Regions from separate parts of the Mus musculus genome. Here region 2 is linked to region 1. A link is a loop called in an ENCODE intact Hi-C map of the cell type or tissue named here. Cell type or tissue: gastrocnemius. All regions are shown on one strand.

Region 1 (2,500 bases):
AGTCACATTAATCAGGTCATCAGTGGCCCTGAGAACAGTAAGCCATTCAACGTCATACTCTAAGTACTCAGGAGCACTGGGGTCATGTTCTATCTCTAACACCTAGAGGACAAAATCGGAAATTTTAGGTAATTCATTTATATTTAACAGTCTAATCATTTTAAATTAATTAAATTTTAAAATGTTAACATAAGCAACATCAAAGAATTCCCAAAAACGTAAATTATAAATAGCACAAATAAATTTGGAAGTAGCTAGTTCTTTAAAAATCACTGGAAGAGTAGGACTTTTGTAAAATGACTCCTTTTGTTCTTACCTGAAGGAAGTCTCTGTGTGGCAAGCACTTGTCCAAGGCTAAAAACTTGGTTTCTTTGCCTGCTTGGTCTTTATCTGTGGCCTAGATGATACAAACCACGATGTAAGAATTTTAAAACATCACAACAAGGAATTCATACATTGAATCGAGGAGAAATAATACTTCTTACACATGCTCCCAATTCTATGTTGAAAGAATGACTACCAAGTGAGGAAATAAATAAGAAAGAAGAGAAGAGAAGAGGGGAAGGCAGTCTGCACACACATGGGCAATGATGTGGAAAGCATTAACTACTGCTGGCTGCCGTTTCTTCCATAATTCAGAACAAACACTGAGATGACGATGATGATCACCATGTCGTTAAACACTGACACGCGTGACACAAGTGACTCACACAAACAAATGACAGAAACCCGCTGCTAAACACCTGTACTTTATGATTCTTTTACAGGAATTAATCAGAAGAAGCACAGCTCAAACCGTGCGTGTCTACAGCTAAGGATGCAAAGGTGATTACAAACAGGCACAATAGAGTCTGGGATGTGATGGACACAGTGTCTGTCAGCTAGATGGTCTCGTATGCCCTTAATTCCAACACTCCAGAGGGAGAGGCAGGTGGATCTCTGTGAGTTAGAGGCCAGCCTGGTCTACAGAGTGAGTTCTAGGACAGCCAGGGCTATAGAGAGAAACCTTGTCTCAAAACAAACAAACAAACAAACAAACAAAACCCCAACAACAACAAGAGGCTGAAGAGATGGCTCAGCGGTTAATAGCACTGGCTGCTCTTCTGAAGGTCCTGAGTTCAATTCCCAGTAAACACAATGATGGCTCACAGCTCTCTGTAACGGGATCTGATGCCCTCTTCTGGTGTGTCTGAGGAAATTGACAGTGTACTCACATTTATAAAATAAATAAATTGTTAAAATAAAAAAAATAAGAAAAAAAAAGCTAACAACAAAATTGAACTGTGGGTCAGCAGCTGGAGGTTTCTTTCTGCTTCTAGAGACCTTCTCAGAGGTCTAATGGCCCAAAGGGCACTGTCTTTGTGGAGGTGACACACAATGCTTTCCAAAGCTACTGGAGCAAACCTTCTCTGCACTGGAGGTACAATGCTCCGGAAACAGTTTTATTTGGAAATATCCCAAAGCCTTCCCCCTTTTAAGTTTATGTATTTTTTTAAAATGTAGGAATACTCTGTCTGCATATACACCTACATGCCAGAGGAGGGCACCAAACCCTTTAGAGATGGTGGTAAGCCACCATGTGGTTGCTGTGATTGAATTGAGGACCTCTGGAAGAGCAGCCAGTGTTAACTGCTGAGCCATCCCTCCAAGGCCCTTTCTAACGTGGACCTACTCTAGAAGGAACAGGTGCCCAGGCTCTGTCCAGAAGCAGTTCTGGTTCTGCTCCAGCTGTCTCTGTCTCTACACCTCAGGGACAGGAGCTGGGCTCTGGGACCTTTCAGTCTTCAAACACGTTGGTCCCTCTATTAAAACACTCATAGACTCTATTTCCTCCTGGCACTTTAGATTCAGCTCAACCATGCACTTCACTGGAAATTTTCCCTCTCGAAAACTAGACCAACCCCAGTGTACCAGTCTGAAGCAGCTACCCTCAAGCACCTCAGCCCTGCCCCCACACCCACCCTGCTTGTCATCGCTTGCTCATTTCTCCCCACACTGAGTACTGAGGGAGCAACTCCTAAGACGTAAACTGGGTTCTCTGGTTTTCTGTCCTACCTGATGCTGCATCAGGGCTGCGAACTTGACATGCAGGTGCGCGGAGAACCAGTACGCAGGCTGTAGGTGCTCCAGCAGCTCCGAGGCAGCGGGGCTCCCCAGGGTGCTGTTTTCCACTTCTTGGCGGAAAAAAGATTTGGTCTTAAGAAGCTGCTTCTTATTGCCATAATGATATATATTTCTTGGCCAATCATGAGACAAGAATATATGTACAGGCTGCTTTAACTTTAAGGACAGAAAAACAGAAAGAAAATCCTTAGAAAGAGAGCAACCCAAAACAACTCCCTCCCCAACCATGCACCCCCTCTTGCTTTCTGTGCTAATTCATCCTAGGGATACTTTAAGAAAATTGATAAAAATACTAAGCTTGGGCTGGAGAGCTGGCTCAGCGGTTAAGAGCACTGACTGCCCTTCCAGAGGTCCTGAGTTCAATTCCCAGCAACCA
Region 2 (2,500 bases), 120 kb after region 1:
TAGTGTGTATGAACCTCATCATCCATCAGTGTTGGGGTGTCGGTGGGGTCTCTTGCACATCTCTATGGAATTCCCATTCCTGTACTTTAAGCAAACATTTGCTCAAAGATCCCCCTTATGACCTAGAAGATGGAAGTCTTGAAACACTGGGTTCTGGAAGTAACATTTCAGCCAGCAGTGTTCACCAACTAAGACAGATATGCAGATGCTACTGAGTGACATGTTTGCATACAGTTTGGTGGTGAGGTTGGCGCTTGTATGTTTAGAGGAACTACAGGACACAGTGACAGCTGGTGCCTTTCCATCTGAAAGGCAGCTTGAGCATCCTGGCCCTGGCTTCTTCTGTGGTTAAATTGTTTAAGCTGTTATGTGACTTTTTGCTGAGAGGGAATCTTACCGAAGCAAAATGGAGACGGTCCAAGCCAACCTCGATCCTCATCTTTTGGAAGAGGCTAACCATGGGTTTGCAGGGTCCACACCAGCCCTGGTAGACGTCCACAACTGCCGGAGGCAAGGAACGACAATGCTTATCAGACAGTCACATTCATGGTGACAGTCTGCTCTCATCCCTCTAACCCCTGCAATGGACGTGCTTGTTGGGTAGGTGTAAGCCTAGTGGATTAGGATTGAGCACGAAACATAGCCATCCCTTATTCCAACATGAAAATTTGGATCTGAAATATAATGAAGCAGGTGGGTACGGTGGCTCACAACTGTAATCTCAACCCTTGGGAGGCAGAGGCAGTAAGATCAGGTGGGTGTTCAAGACCCTCCATCCTCAACTACAATCGAGTTTGTTTTACATGAGAACCTGTCTAAAAGGAGAGTGGGGGGTGAGGAAGGAAGAGCTGAAGTGAGTACAGGTGGAAGAAGCAGCAGCTTGTTTTTAAGGTGACCCCTTTACCTTTCGGGGATCAGGCCTGGCACGGAGTGTTACTCGGTGAATATCTGAAGAGAACACAGACTACTCCCAAAGTAGGTCAGTACAGATGACCAGTAGCCTCCAGGTGACTCTTATCCACTGATAATAGCAACTGTGGCTTTTCTCCTGATGCATTAAAAGCCGCCGTTTGCTCTCATGCCGCTCAGACGGCACAGTGGTCAAGAACACTCGCTGCTCTCATAGAGACCCAGGTTCTGATCCCAGAACATACAGGGCAGCTGACAACTGCCTTTACTCCAGTTCCAGGAGATCGGGCGCCCTCTTCTGGTCTCCATGCTTACTGCATGTACATGGTGCTCTGACATACATTCAGTCAAAACACTCGTACACGTATGTTTTCTAAATAACATTTTAAAGCCTCCTGCTTTGGGTAAAGCAGCATTCATTTACTTATCTTTCTCCTAAGAGGTGAACCCGAGAGACTGTCAGAAGGGAACTTGGGTTTCTTTCATGCTGCCCATTCTAGTGGGTGTTGGAGCTGGGTTTGCCACTCCCCCGCCTGGTGATTGGAGCAAACTGTAAAGCCTGTAAGGGACCTGCACAGACTGAGTCAACTCATATGGACCAGAGCCATGCAGGGTCTAGCCTTTGCCATCAGAGGGAACCAGGCAGGGTCTAGCCTTTGCTATCAGAGGGAACCAGGCAAGGTCTAGTCTTTGCGAAAAGAGGGAAGCAGCCTGTGGTGGTTACATTGTAAAGGAGATGTGTGTGTGTGTGTGTGTGTGTGTGTGTGTGTGTGTGTGTGTGTGTTCATTCCTCTAACCTGTCCAGTAAGATGTCTTTGAAGAGCTTTCCACTCTTGAACTACTGAAAGGAGGCTTGGAATAGTCAGTGCTCAGGAAATATTAGCCATGGTCACGTAAGCACCTATCAGGGCAGCTGGCACATAGCAGAGTCTCAAAAAAATAATACATGATGCTTGTCCTTTCACCACTGGTAAAAATGTAATAGTTTGTTTCACCCCAGAGCTGATTTTACCTTCTCAAAGCAGACGCATGGGTACAACTGTTAACCCTTGGCACCATCTAAAGGGTTCATAATCTCTCCGACTGGAGAGTGTGCCAACACACACACACACGCACGCACACGCACGCACACGCACGCACATGCATGCGTGCGCGCGCGCACACACACACACACACTGGATCAACAGGACTAGAAATATTTGGATTCCATTTGGCCCCAGGCTTGGGTCAGTCTGCTGCAGATGCCAGATAGAAAAGTTAACACTGTTGTTTTAGAGTCTGGGGTGACAGACAGGAGGGTGTGCCAAACTGGAAATATGGTGGGGAGCTTGTCAGAGCCTTAGGGGGCTCCCATGGAGGGAAAAGTGGAGGTCAGGAAAGACTTCACATAGATAGGCTACTTTGGAGGTGAGCATTGGAATGAGAACTGTGATTGCCCGTAGAGTAGAACATAGAAACGGAGGGGAAACCTAGGATGTGCTCTGGAAAGCCGTCTCAGCTCAGGACACATCTGTGGAAACAGTAAAGGAAGGGGTTGGAAAGGAGTGGGGTTTTTGAGAGAGGGAGTGCTCTTGAATGCTGAGGAGTCATG

Evidence for each region. A loop is a pair of places that touch in the nucleus more often than their neighbours do. Peaks named below come from ENCODE experiments on the same cell type or tissue, not always from the same donor. Only the 100,000 strongest peaks of a DNase experiment are listed, where the experiment ranks them.
Region 2: it touches region 1 in a loop (9-fold over the local background); 19 of 42 quality-filtered maps call a loop at or near these places.

What each region holds. Positions count from the first base shown.
Region 1 is chr9:99,579,919-99,582,418 of GRCm38, reverse strand. Dbr1 (debranching RNA lariats 1) reads right to left here. Exons shown (of 8, transcript NM_031403.3): 5 at 2,056-2,280; 6 at 317-397; 7 at 1-102. Among named protein-coding and RNA genes, the nearest start is that of Dbr1, 5.4 kb to the right of the region's middle. In gastrocnemius, a CTCF peak has its summit at 1,527 (motif pointing right); a DNase peak (open chromatin) is centred at 1,584; H3K27ac peaks cover 265 bases.
Region 2 is chr9:99,457,691-99,460,190 of GRCm38, reverse strand. Nme9 (NME/NM23 family member 9) reads right to left here. Exons shown (of 10, transcript NM_001165957.1): 2 at 398-501. Among named protein-coding and RNA genes, the nearest start is that of Nme9, 2.7 kb to the right of the region's middle. In gastrocnemius, a CTCF peak has its summit at 1,213 (motif pointing left); a DNase peak (open chromatin) is centred at 1,201.